Regions from separate parts of the Homo sapiens genome. Here region 1 is linked to region 2. Evidence: read pairs that join two places in POLR2A ChIA-PET (ENCODE). Cell type or tissue: PC-3. All regions are shown on one strand. Each heading gives the region's core, and the rest is flanking DNA. Links, peaks and the distances in the headings are about the cores only. Region 1 overlaps NRXN3 (neurexin 3). Region 2 overlaps NRXN3 (neurexin 3).

Evidence for each region. Peaks named below come from ENCODE experiments on the same cell type or tissue, not always from the same donor. Only the 100,000 strongest peaks of a DNase experiment are listed, where the experiment ranks them.
Region 1: POLR2A ChIA-PET joins it to region 2 with 6 read pairs; 3 of 35 experiments call an interaction of 5 or more read pairs at or near these places.

Annotation. Positions count from the first base shown.
Region 1 is chr14:79,819,313-79,830,294 of GRCh38, forward strand. All of the region lies in intron 20 of NRXN3 (neurexin 3), which reads left to right. Among named protein-coding and RNA genes, the nearest start is that of NRXN3-AS3, 190 kb to the left of the region's middle. RefSeq lists an enhancer at 1,360-2,126. In PC-3, for the core only: no CTCF peak of the experiment used is centred there; a DNase peak (open chromatin) is centred at 5,859.
Region 2 is chr14:79,502,041-79,513,022 of GRCh38, forward strand. All of the region lies in intron 16 of NRXN3 (neurexin 3), which reads left to right. Among named protein-coding and RNA genes, the nearest start is that of NRXN3-AS3, 120 kb to the right of the region's middle. In PC-3, for the core only: no CTCF peak of the experiment used is centred there; no DNase peak of the experiment used is centred there.

The sequences.
Region 1 (10,982 bases), core at 1,914-9,913, 320 kb after region 2:
GTCATAGTTTACCCCAATCTAGAGAAGTCCCATAGGTTAAAAATGTGTAGTCTTTTTTTTTGTTTTTAATAGATAAGACCTTCTTGCCCATTTTATAGTCGTTCCCAACATTTGTTGAGTTCTCCACTAAGTACATGAGACCACATAGGATACAACAGGACATTAAAAGCTTTTTTTTTTTTTTTTTTTTGAGACGGAGTCTTTTTCTGTCACCCAAGCTGGAGGGCAGTGGCACAATCTCGGCTCACTACAACCTCCGCCTCCCAGGTTCAGGCAATTCTCCTGCCTCAACCGCCTGAGTAGCTGGGACTAAAGGCGTGAGCCACCACGCCCAGCTAATTTTTGTGTTTTTAGTAGAGACGGGGTTTCACCATGTTGGCCAGACTGGTCTCGAACTCCTGACCTCGTGATTTGCCCCCCTCGGCCTCCCAAAGTGCTGGGATTACAGGCATCAGCCACCGCACCCGGCCCTAAAAGTTCATCTTTAAGGACATTTCCCACCTTTGTTTTAGATATGCCACTATCTCAGACATGAAACACAATAACAAACTAAACCAGGGTCATCTCCACCCAGCTTGTACACTACATATTTGGGTAGGAGCTTAACGTCTTGCCCTTCGCTTTGCCAGTGTGTCTTCTGAGCTCCCCACCTCTGCTAGGTGTGGGCTGCATTCACCCCCAATTTTAGACCTCTTTGGCAGTAGCTTCCTTGATCTCCCGCCCACATACTGTGTCATATCCCAGTAATTCTTCCCCAAACCTTGGCTATGGGTTATTGAGCTGACAAATGTCTAAATGACTGAGATACGATTTCACAACCTGCTGAGAGCCTCTTCTTTCCCTGTACTCTTTGATTTGTAGCTTTGTAAGTTTTGTGAGGAAAGTGGGAAAAACATTCTTGGTGACACAGGCAGTGAATGAGGAGGACACAATGGAGTGGGCACCATATCTAGGACTCCTGCCTGCATTGCGAGCAAAAGCATGTATTTATATCTTAGCCCTCTGAATGTTAGAGGTAGCAGATTATACAGTATGGTGCAGGAAGGAGCATCCTATGTCCTGAGGTGAATAACGTGTTCTACCACCTGGCAGCAGATTAGACCAGATCAGGCTATGAGAATACAGGTTCACAGCCAGATTTAGTACTACCAGCCAGATTTAGTACTACTGCAAAAATGGCTTTTCCTTAAGAAGTTTTTGTTTCTAACTTTTATTTTAGGTTTATGGGTACATGTGAAGGTTTGTTACCTATGTAAACATATCATGCGGTTTTGTTGTACATATCATTTGATCATCTAGGTATTAAGCCCAGTATCAAAAAATTATCTTTTCTGCTCCCTCCATCCTCTCACCCTCCCTGCTCAAGTAGACTCCATTGTCTGTCGTTTCCTTGTGTTCCTAAGTCATCATTTAGCTCCAACTTGTTGAGAACATGCAGTATAAGTTAATGCTTACTCTCTTTAACATCTTTCACATTAGAAATCTATGGAGAAGAAATATGAAAGACTCATATATAAACATGGGGCAAACCATGAAGCTAAATCTTAATGTATCCCAAACCCCAGAGGGAGCATAAGGTTAACTTTGGGTGGCCAGGGTGCTTAGTGATAACATTATGAGCTTTCTACATTAGCAGGGCCCCCTGGTGTGGTTTTGTGCCTGGAGATGTAAGGTTCTGAACTACAAAGGAAGCAAACAAAATGAAGAGATGATGCAAGGAGGCAAAAAAGATGGAGGCATTAGGAAAGGCTTTGAGGGCAGGAGGCACGGGGTCATCTTCTAAAATAACCTATTGGAATGCATGTTTTAATAAGCTTTGAAGATCAAAGAGATTAACAAGAACAAGAGGAAAACAAGGGTAAATTAGGCACTATTGATGGCCTGACAAGGACTTTTTTCTCCCTTTCTGCTTACAATAACCTCTCATTTTACCATGTGGCTAGTTGGTTTGTTTACTTGTTTGTTTACACTTACTCATTACTAGCTTTCCCTATAAAGCAAGGGAAAACACTCTGTCCCCAGGGGCCAGCTGCATAACATGAATAGATGAAATAGACCAGACCAGATGCAATCTGCAGTCATGGGAACTCTGAACTGAAGAGAACATGCCCTCATTTAAAGGCATCCAAATGAAACATTTTAAAAACACTAAAATAAAGAGACCCCATGAAGGTCAAACAAGGCATAATGAGACACACAGTGTTTTTTATTCTTTTGTTTCTTAAATTCCTTTAAATATAGCCCTTTCATAAATTTGGCAGGATGTGCTCTCAGTAAAATTTCTGGTTTAGTAAACTCTTGGTGACATTATCAAATTAAACAGCAATCCCTTCCAAATTCCCCTAAAGCTAAGACCTTTTTTTTTTTTTTTTTGCATGTCTTTTTTTCTCTGATAATCCCAGAGTTTATATAACCTCAAACTATAAGCTTGATGAATTTTAGAGTTCATTGTAATGCTTTTGGTTTAGGTGACAAAACTGATGCCTACAAAGATAAACTGATTTGCTGAAGGTCATGGACCTAGTCTTTATTGGAGTTGTAATTCAATCCCAGGTGTCCTAAATCTTTAATCCATGCCATTTTATTGATATTATATATTAAGATTTTTTTTATTGTATATCCAAAGATTTCTATTTTAAACTGAGATAACATCCAACAGAGAATTCAGAAGTAGTATGAAATTGATTATCTTCCCTCTACTGGACATTGTTGCCATACAAGACGATATCATTGACCCACTTAGGGCTCAAATATACAACTCTGTATTATTTTAGTCACAAAGGGAACTAAGAGATTATAGACAAGTTGTGAAGCAGTTAGTGGGGACTGGAAGTCTCCTGTGGCACAGACTCAAATATATGCTCTAGTGATGTGTTCTCAGTCATGTTATCTGCCCACACAGAGGACAGATTAAGCAACCTAGAGTACTGGTTCCCAAGCTCGAATTTAAAACTAGTACCAGTCTATGCCAAAGCTTTCAGTGACCCATAGTGAAATGAGAAAAGCAAGGACAATATGGTGAGTCTGCACAAAGTCAAACTTACAGAACTGCCCTATATTTGGATACTGTATCATGTTTTTTTGGATGGCTAAAATCAATGTCTTTTACAAAAGCAGCATTTTGTTACTATGTATAGCATTCTTAATCAGCAAAATAAAGGTTGGCAATGGTATGTCAGTCCTTCCCTACAGTTTTTCTTTGAAGTTTTTTTCTCAGGCATTGAAAACAAACATCCGAAAAAGCAAAAAAACAAGAGTTTTAAAGTTTTAAAGTGTTCTCTATGTTGCCACATTAGATTGAGTAGATTTCAAAGACTGAAGGCCTTTTTACATGTAAAGTTTTATTGTGAACTAATAATGATGATGTTAAGACCCATCTATTTTATTGAGGTCCCAGGAAGTTACTAGTTTAAGCATCCGTCACTTAGATAACAAGCATTAAGGTAATTTTTAATTTCAGTTAAAAAAATAGATTAAAGGCACAAAATAGATTTCCAAACAAACAAACAAACAAACAAACAAAAAAACCAAAAAAGCCACCCTAGGATAAATATAACTAGAAGGCCAAGATCAGTTTAGAAGTCTACTTAAAGAAAGACAGAAACTTCTAAGGACTGTGTGGAAAGATAATTCATGCCTATAAAAAAGTCTCTGTGCTAACTCTAGATTTTTTTCACTGTAAGCCTTGTAACAAAGGAGAGAGAGCTATTTTGGAAAGCTGAATTAGCCTACATTTGAGCTAACATGATCCATCTTTGTGTCAAGAGAAAGTCAAATATTATAGTCCCCAGCCAAAATAAGGCATGTGATCTACATCAAAGGCAATTCCTGAATGTGTATCTACGTCCTCATCCCCTCTCCTCTTTTTTGTCTCTTGGGTAATCTATACCAATAACCTCCTGATTCATGAAATTTATTATCTAAATATTGAAAATATTACACTAAATTTAGCCTAATAAAAATTCATGCCAAATTTACTGAGTATTTATTGGAAATCAGAGACTTAAGGTCCTGAATCAGGTGTAAGAATTGTATTATCAATAACAGACTTAACAGTGATTATCTCTAGGTGGTGACCGATATTTTGATAATCATACTCCAAAACATCTATGTAGAAATTGGGCATGGTGGCGCATGCCTATAGTTCCAGCTACTTGGGATGCTGAGGTGGGAGGATTGCTTGAGCCTGGGAGGTCAAGGGTGCAGTGAGCCATGATCACACCACTGCACTCCAGCCTGGGCAACAGAGCAAGACCCTGTCTCAAAAAATGAAACAGAACAACAACAAAAATCGATGCAGAGCATGTATTACATTTGTAATCAGAGAGAAGGGATATCTGTTATTTCTTAAAATATAGAAGAGTATACTAGGAGACCAGCAAGGGAAATGTTTTAATATTTAGATACGGAAGCTTCGCCAGACCCGTAATTTTTTAAAAATAGTGAATCCTTTTTCCTGGGTTGAATTATGATGTATGGCCCTGCAAGGAAAGCTGCTGGAGGAATTCAAAGATGATGATGATGATGATATGCAGGGCTCTATATAGCTTAACACATTAGTTCCATAAGGTCAGTTCTGTTCATCAAGTGACAAATTGTCCATGGATACACCAGGTGGTAATGCAGCAGCAGTGGGCACAAGCTATCCTGTAAATGACCCATTACCAGAAAGTTTAAAATTTCTGCTTGGAACCCAGGAACACAGATGGAACACGAAGTGGCTTTCACCAGAGTCTTGGGAATATGCTTGATCCTTTAACCCCAGCTTCAGGTGTTGTGTACATACTTAATGCCTGAACAGTTCTCATCTGTACATCTGCTGGTTAGATGAAAAGATGCAGTTGCAGACAAGTAATTTAAAACTTTACATTCATGTCTCTCTACCTCCCTCTTCCTCTTCTGTCTCTCCCTCGATAGGATGTCCAGAAAATTAAATCAGCTGCAGATTAATTGAGACTCTCTTCCATGTAGGGAACATCTGTCACTGCAGCTACAAAGATTATATTAATGAATTAAAACATTTGATTACCTTTAATCCAAGAGAATGCAGCAGTCTCTTTAGTCATTTAGTTTATCAGGGTTTTTTGATGGTTTTTTTTTCCACGTGCATCTTACGACTATAGTCCACCCCTGAAGCTGTGAGATCTTTCAGCAGATGTTGTTTTCCATATCTTTACCCTTTCCGTTGTGGAAGGGGGAAAAAGCCCTCAGAAAAGCAATTTTGGAGGAGGCAGAAAAGGTTTCCATCATGAACATACTTTTAGAAACAGCTGGTAAAACAAATGGTCCAAGTGCAATGCCTGGAGCATATCTATTCAAACAAGGTTGTTTAAAGATAAAAGCACCCACTTCTAAATATCAGCATTAGTAGTGATTTCCTCACGTATATTTAAGAGATGGAAGAGCTTGTGAAGACTTTTTGATTTCTATTTTGTTTTCTGAGACTTCTTTAACTCTTTTGGTTTTGTTAGTATTTGAATTTATCAGAAGCTGCTCAAATTGTTAAAACTGTATCATCATATGTAAAATATATAAATTTACATATAACGGATGCATAAAGATTTGCTTTCTTATTCTAAGAATGTTCTTATTTGATAACATCTATGCATAGTCCAGAAGATTGACATGAAAAACTGATAATGTACTTAGGTATTACCAATCCTATAACCCAATTTGTGAAAAGGTCAGGCACTCCTACTAAAGAACAAACGTTTGTATTTGTAGCATTTAAAAATCTGATTTTATTTTGTATTTGCTACATTTGGAGTCAACCTTATCCCTTCCCTTCTAATGACTTCATTTGTTTACCAGGCTGTTTTGTTCTGCATCCTCTGCCAAATGCCATTACGTAACTTCCTTTGTCAGACCAATTGGTGAAATAATTCTTTGTGTGCTTTTTTTTTTTTTTTTTTTTACGGCCGTCCAATTTTCAAATTATATGTGGATTTTCTGAGTCAGGCATTGCACAAATGCTGATTTGTTAGCTTGAACTCGATAAATGTGTGTTCACCCTATCAGTTGTCATTCATGCTGACTTCTTCCTCTACTCTCTTCACTCTGATTCTGTTTTCATTTAAGAAAATTTCAGAAGTAGTGAAGCTAGGAGAGTTAATGAGTAGCCACGTTGACCCTAGTAGGATCTTACCCATTGGAGAAAAGCCCTGTTTTAAAACGATGCACAAAGAATAAGCTTCAATGTCTTCCTCTCCTCAACCCCAGCATGGAGCACAATGCTTATGTGATACACGGAAGTGAGAAATTTAAGAAGTGCTTCACTTTAACTTTTCTCAATAAGTAAATAAAACTGTCTTTTCTAGAGTCCAACACATCCCAAAGTGTGTGACTTTGCTATTTTACCTTAAACTGACTACTCTCTGAATAGATTTTCATGTTATATAGTCTGAGACTTTTCTTTCCATCCTGCTGGTGCTGGAAGACATGATCATAACTACTCACAACCCAGATCTTAAAATATATATATTGTTACACTTTTATATACTTGTATTAAAGCATCAGTTAGTAAGTTTCATGGTTGTTTCTTCTGATGTAAAAGTAACTGTAGTTATAGATCCTCCAGCACATGTCACACTGAAAACCTAATCACAAAGTCAAAATATGTGCATAAATATTAGCTTGATTATGTGTCACATGTACCCCAAATTACACATATATATACCTTCCTCAAAGATTTTTTTTTTGTGGGGGGACAGTCTCACTCTGTAATCCAGGCTAGAGTGCAGTGGTGCGATCTCGGCTCACTGCAACCTCTGCCTCCTGGGTTCAAGCAATTTTCCTGCCTCAGGCTCCTGAGTAGCTGAGATTACAGGCACCTGCTACCATGCCCAGCTAGTTTTTATATTTTTAGTAGAGGGGTTTCGCCATAGTGGCCAGGCTGGTCTCAAACTCCTGGCCTCAGGTGATCTGCCTGCCTTGACCTCCCAAAGTGCTGAGATTACAGGCATGAGCCGCTGTGCCCAACCTGAGATTTTTTTTTTAAACCTTGGATTTTCAAATAACTTTATAGTTGGAGAAAAGTTGCAAGAATAGTATATGGAATTCGTTATGTCCTTACTCAGGTTCACCAGTTGTTAACATTTGCCACATTTGCTTTACCATTCTCTATATGTGTGAGTGTACATGCACACATGAGCCATTTGAGAGTATGCATACAAAACATATTTATGTAGATATGTATTTCCCCTGAACCATTTGAAACTCAGTTGTAGTCATCATTCCTTTTTTAAATAATTCAGTGTGTATTTCCTAACAAGGACTTTCTCTTACAAAATCAGAGTACAGTGATCAAAATCAGTAAATGTAATCTTGACACAAAATCTCACCTAGAGTACATATTCACATTGCACCAGCGTCTGCATAATGGGCTTTGGGATTATTTTTTTCCCAGTCTGTGATCCAATCCAAGATCACACATTGCATTTAGTTGTCAAGCTCACCAACTTTTGAAGCATCTTCCTGATACGTTATTTTATTTCCCCATTTGTTTACTGGTCACAGACCAGTAAGAGCAAGTAAACTTCTTAAAGTCCTGCCAGGTGTGTTGGTGTAGAAGCGGGAAGATAGAGCCTGTGCTTCAGCACAGGAGGAAGATTTCAATTTTTAGAATTAAAATTATGGCAAGGAAGGACCTGTGTTTCATCTAGTATTCATTCCTTAGAGAGCACGGATATAATAGTCTGACAATGCTTTTTATTAGTGTTTTCACTTAGCTGCAGATTGAGCATTTACTGTGTGCTAAGCACTGAGGATGCAAGAGTAAGCAAGAACAGAGATGGCCCTTGTGGGCCTAGTGGGGGACACTGTCATGTAATTAAGTGACCTCCAAATAAATGTGTGATGACAAACGTTGATGAAGGCTATGAAGCAAAGGCACTTGGTGCCATGAGCATACCATGGTAGGACAGGTAACAAGGCAGGGGTGGGTGCTAGGAATGTAGAGAAGGATGAGGAAACCTTCTCTGAAAAAAATGATATTTGAGCAGAAGAGTGTGAAATAAGTGACAGCTAAGAGGAAGAAAAAATGCATTAGAGCTTGCAAAAAATTCTGAACATTAGAAAAAGTCAGCCATTTCTGGGAGAGAGTTATCTGGGAGCAGCAACTGTCTCACAGGATTTTGTCCAAAGTATAAAATAAGGAAGTGTGTTAGGCTATTCTTGCATTGCTATAAAGAAATACCCGAGACTGGGTAATTTATAAAGAAAAGACGTTTAATTCGCTCAGAGTTCTGCAGGCTATATAAGAAGCATGGTGCTAGCATCTGGGGAGCCTCGGGGAAACTACAATCATGGCAAAAGGTGAAGGGGGAACAGGTATGTCATATGGCCAGAGCAGGAACAAGCAGGGGTGGAGATGCCACAAACTTTTTTTTTTTTTTTTTTTTGAGATGGATTCTCACTCTTGTCGCCCAGGCTGGAGTGCAAAGTCGTGATCTCGGCTCACTGCAACTTCCACCTCCTGGGTTCCAGCAATTCTCCTGCCTCAGCCTCCCCAGTAGCTGGGATTACAGGCTCATGCCACCACACCCAGGCTAATTTTTCTATTTTTAGTAGAGACGAGGTTTCACCATGTTGGACAGGCTGGTCTCAAACTCCTGACCTCAAGTGATTTGCCCGCCTTGGTCAATTAAAGTGTTGGGATTACAGGCGTGAGCCACAGCACCTGGCCGCCACAAACTTTTATATGACCGGATCTCACTGTCATGAGGACAGCACCAAGCCACAAGAGATCCACCTTCATGACCCAAACACCTCCCACCAGGCCCCACCTCCAGCTTTGGGGATTACAGTTCAACAAGAGATTCAGGCAGAGACAAATATTCCAAACTATATCAGGAATTAAGTAGGCTTTGCTGTCCTTTTGCAGCTTTGAGTCAACCCATATGAGAGTGAATTCTCCGATCCTGTACTGCTCCTGGGAGGAAAGGGAGTGGGCTTTGTGAAAAATGGAGATTTAGTGAGTAAAGTGATGAGTTCACTGGAGGAAGGTTGGCTAGAAAAAAAGTGACATGGCTGGGCATGGTGGCTCACGCCTGTAATCCCAGCACTTTGGGAGGCTGAGGTGGGCGGATCACCTGAGGTCAGAAGTTCAAGACTAGCCTGGCAAACATGGTGAAACCCCATCTCTGCTAAAAATTCAAAAATTAGCCAGGCATGGTGGCAGGCACCTGTAATCCCAGCTACTCGGGAGGCTGAGCCAGGAGAATTGCTTGAACCCGGGAGGTGGAGGTTACAGTGAGCCGAGATCACGCTCTGCACTCCAGCCTGGGCAACAGAGGAAGACTCCATCTCAAAAAAAAAAAAAAAAAAAAAAGTAAAATTGTCTTTTTTTTTTTTTTTGCGTACCAAATCCTATCAATGAAAGAGACAGGAATAGATTTGACTGGAATAGTCATGGGAGCCATTTCCAGGCTCTCATAGTCTTAGAGATGACACTTGGTAGTTCAGTGTCTTATTGTGCTTCTTCAAGCACATACAGCCTGATTGAGAGAGACTCAAGACAGCATACAAATTCTAGGCATTTTTACATCTGCCTAGCTGTAGTGAATTAGTCATACAATAATTATTTAAAGAAAGAAATGTTTCCTCCATGTTGTGCTGGAGATACAATGGTGGAGAGGAAGTGGAGATCAACTATTGATCGATTTATAATTTACACAATTCCACACTTTGGAGAAAACACATTCCTTCTTCCTCACCATCACCCTCACCATTATAATTATTATCAATTAACTTGTTCAATATGTAATTTTGAAGTTGCCAATCATTTACCAGTGTGATTCATCATGTTAAAAGGAAATGGCTTTTACATTATTAATATTCTGCAATAAAAGTTTGGGTTTGTGTGCTTACAGTTAGAATAAAAGAAAAATGCTTTGTACTAAGACTATGTTAATAATAATGATAATAATAAAGAAATAACACTTTCTCCAGAAAGGAAATTTCAGGAAATCTGTTTCAGAATACCTGTCTCTACCACAAGAGCTTTCTAAGTCATGTTTTGATTGCTAACAGCATTCCAGTACTGGGTTGGAACATATGTATTCCTTCTATCAACTGAGGAACAGCAGGTTTTCTGTTATTGCCCATGCATGGTCACTCTCTGCTTATAAAAATTCATCACTTCTGCTGATTGCATTGTGTAGGATTCCTACTGATTACCATTTAGATTTGTTAAGTGACATAGCACATTTTATGGAGTCAGGAGCCAGTAACCATCAAGGTCAATAGCAGCAACCTGAATCAGTTATAAATGAATTGTTTAATTACCCACGCATGATCAATGTGTGCACTGCCATAAAAGATTAGTTCTAGTCCCTGAATGTGTGTGTGTGCCTGTGTGTAGTTCTAAGGGATTACAGACTTCTCTGAAGTCTTCTTCATTGAAAGAGATTGCAAGTGAGTATCTTTTCAGTGGAATAGAACTGAGTTATGGTAACAACATCATCTATACATCCAGTCTACCGTGGCCACTGAATCCAATGACTTTTTTTTTTATTAATATGAAGGTGCCTGCCTATCCAAAGCACTGCTTACTGTATTTCATTACAATGTATTGCTTCACTCAACACACTCTGAATAGAGAAGATATGCTCTACAGCTTCAAATTCAGGCACTTCCTCCAAGCAGAGCTTGTTTATCTGTCTGCAACACACTTGGAGCATTTGAAAGACTAGTGATGAAATCCATTCATGCTGTGAAAATGTGTTGAGCATCATGGCCGCTTCCTTTACAATGGCCTGGCATGGAAGGTTGGAGAAGGCCATTGTTACCATATAAATGACTGTCTATTTGCCTCTGGCATGACTTGTCCAGACAAGTTGCATCATTTTAAAATGAATGAAGTTCTAGGGAGCATTTTTAACTATAGTACCTTAGTTGTAACTTTGAGAGTTTTTAATAAGCTTGCAAGGAATAAATTTGGAATCTAGAGTAGTTTGTTCTATTTCTGGAAAAAAAGGAATGCT
Region 2 (10,982 bases), core at 1,980-9,979:
TGTGAAGGCAAGCATTTGTCCTTTTTTGTCATAAAACCTGATTCTTGGGTATTCAGTGAATGACACTCATTGACCAACTGCAGGTCTGGCATGATCATCACAAAGAATTGGCACTTTGAAAGTGAGAGAACAGTGGGAAGAGAAATTCTTAGGAAGCAAGCTATCTTTTCTAATCCTCTTTAAAAGGCCAAAATGTTCACAACTTTCCCCTAAAACAGAAAGGTGACATTGCTCCTTAAGCAGCAGTATCATGCATGCTGTCCTCTGCCTTCCTAAGAAGTGCAGACAGAGGGCAGACCCTCCGAGTGAAGTACCTTTTTTTCTTATTTGAGCCTGCTCTGCATTGAGGGAGAGTTTGACACACCTCTTTAGGGTTCTGAGAATAGTTAACAGCTCTAAGAAAGAGATTTTTGTTCATAAGAAAAAACAAGAGAAACTGGAAGCAGTTCTCATTCATATTCTCTCTCTCGCCACACCCCCCACCCCACCTCCTCCCGCCTCTCCCTCTCCCTCTTCCTCTCTCTCCCTCTCTTCAGTATCTAATGTAAACCCAGGCTTTCTTTATGTTCTGTGCAGTTGGCCTGAGTTCTCTTCTGTTTTGGTCAAGATTCAAGTGGAAAAGACCTGAGCCTGTGTCTGCCTCCTTTCTCCTAATTTTGGTTTCTAATGTTTTACCCAAGAAGGGACTAGACCTTTGTTTCCCTACTCCTTTATCATAGCATGCTGGTTCTCAGACCTTTTCTGCACACTGCTAACATCCTTCTCACCTTTCTTTGCTTGGCTTTTTTTTTCACTGCAAGCTCTCCCATGTTCATTTCTCATTTGCCATCAGATTTAGAGTAACTGGCTTATGGCATCAAAGAATGAATCAGATGGGAGCAGCTAAGTAAACTGAATGAAGCTGCTTCCTTTCTCTTTTCCCATCCACAAATGATAAAATAGCCTGCCCAGCCAAGTGACGTGGCATTCAGGGGTTATGGTGGCTTGGCCATTTGTTTAAGTTTGCTTATTTGCAGTCACAGTTCTTTAGTATTTCAGTGATTTGGTTATCACTCAACAGTGCACACATTTCTTCTATAAAATTTGATAGTTACTTATCTATCTCTGATTTTTCCCTCTGTGTTTTATTATATCTAGTTTAATTTTTCCCCTTTGTTGATTTCTGTTTTGTATATCTTGTTGCGGGATATACATGGAAGGGAGACGAGTTTCCAAAGATAATATAGATCCCAGTTTGCCTGTAAATTGATAACACCATTTGGAAACAAATCTTAAAACCTCACTGACACAGCATAAATAGAATTTACAGATCTTCTTGAAGCAAATCCAAATCTCCAGACTCTACTTTCTCCATTCTCCCCCACTCATCCTAACCTTCACGTACAGGGACCGCGTTACCAAGTGAGCCAACTAGACTCTTTCACACCTCTCTGCCTCTGCACATGCTGTTCCTTGGCCAGAAATGCCTTTTTTTTCTGCTTTACCTGACACATTTAGATTAGTCTTTTAAGACCTAATAGAAATGTCAAGTGCTCTGATATGCCTTCCCAGATGCCCATGAGCAAAGTCAGATGTTCTGCCTTCTGTTCCCCTATGGTACTTTACTGATGTCCCTGTGACAGCTTCCTGCCACTCCAGCCCACTCAGTTGGGAGAACTTCAAGAGGTGAACAAAGTTTTATTCCTTTTTGGATTCCCAGTGTCTCATAGACCTTCTGGGACATATGGCACATTCAGTCTAGCTGAATGAGGTGATGAATCAATCCACTTACTCTCTCCAGTGCCTGAAACTTCTCAAGGAGCTTGTGCTCTCCTTTGCTCCTCTCTTTTCAACCAATCTGAAAATGCTTTTAAAAGATAATGTCTGTTTTCCAGTGCAGTCTTCTCACTTGGCATGTAATTTCTCCATTTTTATTTCCTTTGTGAATATCAAGGTACAATTTCCATAGCTACCAGTCTAACCTGGAATCTTTTCATCTCAGTTTTGGAGTTCCACAACAGTGTCCTGGTGGATCTATCTTCTATATATTCCTACTATAATGTACACTCTTACCAGGTACCAATCAGTTGTTTCAAACCACATTTCTACTAAATGACCTCTCTGAAGTGATTCTGAACTGGCTTCCCTATTAGATGAAGACCAAACCTCTACTCTAAGCACTTAAGACAAATGGTTGCATTCATCTCAATGCTCCTTACTCCTCAATATTATCCATTACATTTTTTTGAGACAGATTGTTATTCTCTGACAGATTGTTATTCCTTCATCGTCCAAAAGGAGTCCTCACTTTGCTTAGACTGGAACACAAAATTTTATCTATTTTAATGTTCCGTCATATAATTATAATTATATTCTGTTATCTATTCCAAATTTTCAGAATTTTATCTATTGCAAATTTTAAGTATTCCAAGTTATAAACTTACGTCTTCCAAAAAGACTACCAGGATTAAACCAACCACTGAATCATCATTTCATTACTTCATATTACTACAAGTTAGATTTGGGACACTGTAATATTTTAGCCCTGATTTTGCCCTTTTTATAGTGTCCATAGATAATTTAACTTCTTTGTATAAACTTCCATTATAAAATGAAGTTTTTTATATATATATATGTATATATATATATATATATAAAACATTACACATTTAGGACATTTCATGATGAAATAAAAGTGTTTCAAATAGAAAATGATGGTTTATTTGGGTTTATAAATCAAGAATTCTCAAGAGGGTATGAAACCCACTTCTCCCTTATCAACTCTAGGGATTTTCTGTAGTTTTGAAATTTGAAAAGCATAAAGTAAAATTATTATCATTTTGATTTGCTTGTAGTCATAATATTTAATTCACTTAGAAATATCAAATAACATTAAAAGAAAGGTGTGAAAATGGCTGCGCTCAGTGGCTCACACTTGTAATCCCAGCACTTTGGGAGGCCCAGGTGGGCAGATCACCTGAGGTCAGGAGTTTGAGACCAGCCTGAACAACATGGCGAAAGCCCATCTCTACTAAAAATACAAAAATTAGCCAGGTGTGGTGGTGCATGCCTGTAATCCCAGCTACTGGGGAGGCCGAGGCAGGAGAATCGCTTGAACTTAGGAGGTGAAGGTTGCAGTGAGCCAAGATCATGCCGTTGCTCTCCAGCCTGGGCAACAAGAGTGAAACTCCATCTCAAAAAAAAAAAAAAAAGGTGTGAAAAATAGGGTAGACCACGTGTGCTGTTACAGTAGACCCCAAACATAAAAGATGTTTATCTCACTCATATACACAGTCCAATATGGTTCCAGTTGGTGAGGGTTAGGGTTGTCATTCTGGGAGTTGGCCAGTAGAGATGCTACCATCTTCAGCATGTCTTCCAAAAGCTTCCTGGTATCAAAATCCAATTGTTGAAAGCAGAGAGAACATGAATAAGTTCATATGGAAGGATTTTATGGACTAAGACTAAAAGTAGTCCACATTAATTCAGTTCACATTCCACTAACCACATGGACACCCCTAACTTCATTGGTGACTAAGAAATGTAGTCTAGACTATTCCCAGGAATAAGAGGAAATGGTTATACTGGAGAACTAGATGTCTAATATATATTACCTTACATAGTTATCAAAGTCATTTTTAGTTTGGACATGGTCTTTACTAATGGGTTGCAAATGCTCTTTATGCAGATGTTTTATGTTTTATATTACTTTCCTATGCCCAACAGCATAAAATATAGAAGTCTGGATGGATTAGGCACTTGATGTGTGTATTAGCTTTTGATTGCTATGTAACAAATGACCACAATGTTAGTGGCATAAAACAACATATGTTTATTGTGTCACAGTTTCTGTGGGTCAGGAGTCTAGGCACAGTGTGACTAGGTCCCCAGCAAGGCTGTAATCCAGTCGTTGATCAAGACTGTATTTCTCATCTAAAGACTCAACAGGGGAAGGGTCTGCTTCCAAGCTAGCTCAGGTTGTTGTCAGATTTTACTTTCTTGTGGCAGCATGATTCTTTGAAGAATCAAGAATTCATGGTTGCTTGCTTCTTCAAAGCCAGCAACAGAGACTAAATCAAATCTAGCCAGATGGTCTTATATAATGTAAGATAACTACAGGAGTGACATCCCAACACCTTTGTAATATTGGTTAAGCAAATTACAGGTCTCATATACATTCAAGGGGAGGGGATTTTACAAAAGAATGACTACCAAGAAGCAGGATCACTGGAGCCTGTCCACCACAGTAAATGACTGAAAAAATCTGGGTATTCCAGAGAACTACCACTTTACCTGAACATAGCTCTTTACACAAAACTACACAGAATTATGAAAGATCTCAAGAGAAAAGTGTTCCTTATTGCCAAGAGCTGGTTATTATGCTAGTAAAATCAGCAGTGCTCAGGAACAATATTTGCTAAGTTTCACAGTTATCAACCTTAACCCACACAATCATCTTTAGAATTGGATCCAGAACAAGATGGGACCATCTTAAACCTGGTACATTCTCATAAGGTTCATTCTCATAAGACCCTAAAGCCTTCATTATATGGCATTTTTGAAACTCCTTTGTCATTTTAAATTTTTGTCTTTCCTAGCTCCCTTTTCCTCTACTATTCTATCTAACTTAGGCAGCATTGAATTTCATTTTTTTTTCTCCTTAGTCTTTCTGTTTGACATTTTCCCTTCTAGCTTCATTTGTCCTTTAAGACAACCCCATAACCTTTCATCTAGGGGAAAGAAATCTAAAAGAAAGCTCTAGAATGAGATTTTAGTTGACATATTCAATTTGCTTTAGAGGGGCATCACCCATACCTCTTCTTCCACTAGTGAGATCTCCTGAGAGGTGAAAATATGAGAGAATCAGAGCTGCTTATTTATATATCAACTATGGAAAGATCTTTCCTGCCTAATCTGACCTCTTCTTTGAAACTCCAAAAGTGACTTTTTGTGGTTAATTCTTCCAGGATATCTATGATGCAGTCCCACAGATATTAAAGGTTCAGGGCATCAAACTGAAAGATATAACAGCTCTAATAGACAGAGTCACATTTCTAAAAAGGAAAACCAAATTCTGAAGATATTTTCTGGCTCTGTGAACAGCTAAAAATACAAGGATAATCGTTCCTATAGTCCTGGACTTTTAACACGGAAGCTAACTTGGAAGGAAAAATGACACTGAGCTATAGGAAGAGAAGAATAGAACAGACTTCAGTGAAATCGGCCGCTTTTCTTTTCAAGGCACTTATTCCTAGATTAGCTCATCTATCTTTAAGTTTCATATGATTTTTACTATTTGGCATGACTTAAAACTACCAAGTTGGTGAAAGGTACATAGGAACTCTCTGTACTATTTTGCAACTTCTATGTGTCTAAAATTATTTTAAAATAAAAGGTAGCAAACATACAAACAAAACAAATTATTGAGCTGGGAAGTGTTCCCCTTGCAAAAGTCTAGCAACTGGGGTAAAATTGTTTCTTTGAATACAAATGCCTAGTCTCTGATTAATAAAATACCAGGAAGAGGAAAAGAAGGAGCTGAAGAAAGAGAGAAAGAAATAGAGAAATGGGGATTTCCAGTTGCTGTAGATCTTGAGTAGGCAGGACCTTAGCACATGGTATCTAGGTGCATATTGCCTGTCACTTTTCAATTATCTTTGCTGGCCCTGCCTCAATCAAAGCCCAAACCATACCCCAAGGGCACTCTGCATCGTTGAATTTATAGATGAGATCTTTCTTTTGGGATAAAGAGCTATTCTCAACTTGACTATTATACCTTGGCCTTCATTCCCTAAAGAAAATGGGCAGGGAGGCTTGCAGACAGAAGTATATAGTGTGGAAAATGAACCACCTCTTTTGACTCTTTGCAAGATTTGTGATGTCCTACTGGGATGCCTGGGCCCAGGCACATTCACCTTGATTCTACATCAGAGACTTCTGTGTCTTCTTTCTCATAGTATGGGTTATTGGGTTGAGCAAATACTTTGTCATCAGTGTGTCTTATGGAGTAATTGAGAGCCTTGGATTTGAACTCATATCTATTTGGGCTCTATTTTGGGCTGTGTCACTTATGAACTGCATGACCTTGAGCAAATCACTGAAACTCTCTACAGTCCAGATTCGTAATCTATTAAATGGGGCTAATAATACCTCATGCATATGGCTGCCAACGGGAGTTAGTGAAATAATGTACATGAAATATTTAACACTAAACTTGGTGCCTAATGTATCTTCAGTAAATGATAACTATTGTCATAGTCATCATTGCTTTTATACTTTTCGGCTTCCAGTGATTTCCAGTGACTACAGCCCTAAGGCCATTGGGGGATATCTTTTTTATAACTGAATTTTCTTTATAAAACAATAACTGATTTTTTTTTTTTTTTTAAGACAGAGTCTCGCTCTTCTTGCCCAGGTTGGAGTGCAGTGGCACGATCTTGGCTCACTGCAACCTTCATCTCCCGGGTACAAGTGATTCTCCTGCCTCAGCCTCCCAAGTAACTGGGATTACAGGTGCCTGCTACCACGCCCGGCTAGTTTTTTTGTATTTTTAGTAGAGATGGGGTTTCACCATGTTGGCCAGGCTGGTCTTGAACTCCTGACCTCAGGTGATCCGCCCGCCTCGGCCTTCCAAAGTGCTGGGATTACAGGTGTGAGCCACCGCGCCTGGCCTAAAACAATAACTGATTTTTTAAAGAAACATACTCATGACTATTTGTCATTTTAGTCAAAGAGGATGGAGAAAAACAGGGTTCAGTTTTATTTTCAGTTCAATGTTTCGACCATGACATCCAGTGCTGGCTTGATTACATTTTAGGAAACTGAATTCCTTCTCTAAAGAAATAGTCCAAAATTAAACACATATGGTTACTGTAATCAATAATAATGCTAACCAAGCATGCTGGCTCATGCCTATAATCACAGCACTTTGGGAGGCAGAGGCGGGTGGATCATTTGAGGATCACAGGAGTTTGAGATCAGCCTGGCCAACATGGTGAAACCCCGTCTCTACTAAAAATACAAAAATTAGCCGGTTCTGGTGGCACGGACCTGTAATCTCAGCTAGTCAGATGGCTGAGGCACAAGACTTGCTTGAACCTGGGAGGCGGAGTTGGAGTGAGCCAAAATCGTGCCACTGCACTCAAGTCTGGGTGACAGAGCAAGACTCTGTCTCAAAAATAATAATAATAATAATAATGCTTTGTGCATTTCAAAATTACTAAAAGAGTGTAATCCCAGGACTTTTGGAGGCCAAAGCGAGCAGATCACTTGAGATCAGGAGTTTGAGACCAGCTTGCCAATATGGTGAAACCATGTCTCTACTAAAAATACACACACGCAAAAATATTAGCCAGGCATCATGGCGTGTGCCTGTAGTCCCAGCTACTTGGGAGGCTGAGGCAGGAGAATGGCTTGAACTCAGGAGGCGGAGGCTGCAGTGAGCCAAGATCCCACCACTGCTCTACAGCCTGGCCAATAGAGGAAGGCTCTGTCTCAAAAAAATATATATATATTATATATATGTGTGTGTGTGTGTGCATGTATGTATATATATATGTGTGTATATATGTATATATGTGTATATATGTATATATGAAAAGAGCAGAATTTAAATGTTTTTACCACTAAAAAAGATATGTGAAGTGATAGATGTATTAATTAGCTTGATTTAATCATTTCACAATGTCAACATATATAAAAAATCACATCATACTCCGTAAATATATAAAATTGTAAGTCAACTAAAAATAAAATTTTAAAAAGGGAAACATAATAACTTTTATTATTTTGTATTTTTAAAAATCAAAGTTAGGACACATATTGAGTTTCTCTGCTACTCAATGAACTGAAGGTTTTGGAAAACAAGACCAAAAAACAACAACCTCCAAAAAAGAAATAAAAGAAGATCATAGTTAAGGCCTTTCATGCAGTCAGCTCAGGGATCAAGGGTAGATCTCAACCCGCCTGTCACTGAGTATGCAGTGCTCACAGATGTGGGGAATACCTATGTACATCACAGTCCTCAGGGAACTGTAAAACCAGTTGCATTGACCAAACCAAAACACGTGCCATTAGAAAGCATATAATTGTAAACCAAGAGCTTCTTTTCCGTTTACCTAAGATAATTGCAGAGGCTTTAGTCTAAGAGAATCAAAGTTAAGTGATAGCACTGTCAAAAAGGTTTCTTAAGGAAGAAGATCTAGGGGTTCTCGGGATTCGTTGAATTTGATGCCATGGCTGAAAAATTAAGTGGAGATACACTGTATGCCATTGGAGTCAGGCACTCATGTGAAAGATCAGCACTCACATTTAGGAATTGGATACAGCTAACAGCAGGGGAATTGATAGGCTCATGAAAAGAGCATGGGTAGAGGATGACATAGAAAATTAAGCACAGTTAGGGAAGACTTACCAGCCAGGTTACAAGAAGCAAACACCTATCCCACCGATTCAGAATACCTTGCCTCACTCCTGCATGACAGGACATGTGTGTTCTTTACGTTAACTGAGAAACTGAGGCCAGATAGGAAGACAGATGTGGCCAGAAGAAGTTGACATTAGTAATGAGAGAAATAAACGAAGTGATTTTGGGGCTGGCGTTAACTATCTAGAACTACCCAGGAGGGTAGATTTAGAGACACTTCCATCTTTGAAATACCCAGAAGTCTGTTTCTCCAATGCCTTGACTCTGCCTAAAGCAGTCTACCATTAATCTCTGAGGAATCTCTTCAAACAGCTTTCTGCCAATGTATCACTGAAGCCTTTTGAGAAATAAGTGCTGTTCCAGCTTAGTCATATCTCAAGGCAGCGTGGCATGGGAGGTGGAGACTACGAGTAATTAAAAATAACTCCCAGCTCAAGCAGGGAGAGGGCTGTCCCTGCCTCATCTGTATTCCCATCACAGGCTCCCCAGTGAGACCCCAGCTGTTGAGCAAGAGACTCTGTAGTGTCTGATGCACTCAATCTTGAGTTGATCACAAAAGAATGTTAACAACGTTAAGGGCATGGAGTTCTAGGTTTTGGAAGAATTCTTAATGATTCTGTTAAAGAGGAAGAAATAGGAAAAAGACCAAAAAGACAGGGACAAACAGGAAAAACGGACCCAGCTCTACTGCAGTAATAGCCATTGATCACTTTACCTCCCTTGGCAGTCTGATCAGTTTCACTGGAAAGATAGCAAGTGGAAAAAGTGTGCAGAGATATGATGTGAAAATTATATTCAAGCTTTAGCTCCCCAGCACGTCTCTAAGGAAAGCACTATAGGAACAGCTGCTGGAGATATAAACAAAGGCCCAGGAACATCTCTGCCATTCATGTCAGGATCTGAGAGAGCCAAGGGAAGGACAAGAGGGGAATTAGCTCCCAGACATGCTTGAGTCTCTAAGCTGTTACTCCGTGATCCCCATGTTCTAGGTGCAGAAGCATTGCGTCTCTAAGCAATTCCCTTACCACCAGCTATCTAATGCTGTCAGAGGACCAACTATTTGCTGTTAACAGTAATGCTCATTTGAAGCTATTCAGCCTAGATTTTCTTTGTATTAGGTAACTGTTTAATAAATTAATTCCAAACAGTACCTCCCATCTCTCTCAGTCTGACCATTGAGCGCTCTTAGTCAATCTTTGCAAACTTGTCCCCATTTAGTTGTTAAACCTGCTCCATCAACCCAATAATGAATCAACCTATATTTGAGGACTATGGTTTGTGCCTGCTCCAAATCCTATGTTTTCTCTGATTTCAGACCCCTTGCCTCAACTGGATGAACTTTTCAAGCTCAGAACAAATAAGTGTTAAAAAACATTATTAAACAAACATATTCACCTTTCTACAAGTTTGGAAAATAACAGCTAAGGAAAAAGCTTGTAATCAATATTTTTTGTTGTTGTTCTTGTTGTTGTTTGAGACAGTTTTGCTCTTGTTGCCCAGGCTGGAGTGCAATGGTGCGATCTCAGCTCACTGCAACCTCTGCCTCCCGGGTTCAAGTGATTCTCCTGTCTCAGCCTCCCAAGTAGCTGGGATTACAGGTGTGTGCCACCATGCCCGGCTAATTTTGTATTTTTAGTAGAGATGGGGTTTCACCATGTTGGTCAGGCTGATCTTGAACTCCTGACCTCAGGTGATCTGCCTGACTCGGCCTCCCAAAGGGCTGAAATTACAGGCGAGAGCCACTGTGCCCGGCCTTATAATAAATAGATGTATCAATTGTAGCTTACCAGCACCAAAAACAATAGTTAGTAAGAGTGTGGAGTCTAGAATTTGACTGTTTAGAGAAATTATGCCTCATCTTGGGGAAAATTTCCTAATGTGTCCAATCTCCTGTTTCCTTATCCATAAAATGGAGATAATTGTAGGACCTCCTCCAGATGACTATTAGGAAGAGATGATACATATAAAACTCACAGCACTGTGTCAGGCATAAAATAAGTAATCTATAAACAATGTTATTTAACACTTTTATGATAAAAATATAGAAATAGAAAATAATAGTTTCAGTGACAGATCAATGTTGAAGCCTCAATTCAAAACATAATAAAATTGCTCTTTATGGTTCTTACGATGTACATTTATTTCAAATAGTAACAATGCTGTTCATGGTGAAACGTATTGATTTTAAGATTGAGAAATTGGACAAACAAGGCTAGTCCACAATAGTGGGATTGCAGTAGACCCTAGAATATGTATACCACTTTGGAAGGTATAATTAATATGTTTATATGTGTCGTCCCCAATCTTTCCATTCTTTATTACCACCATTATACCTCCATTTACTCCACAGTCCGTCTCTTCTAGAATGAAAGCTCCCACAAATCAGCAATTGCATCTGTATAACCTATTCTGTATGGCATAACACCTATATACTTTTCCAAAAAGAGGTGGAGAGAATATTTATTGACTTAGGTATGTCTGTGATGATCTAATGAAATGTCATGGAACAACTTAAAGTCATAGCCAAAGGAAGAGGAATGTTAATATGTAAGAATTTGCAGATAGATTATTAACATGG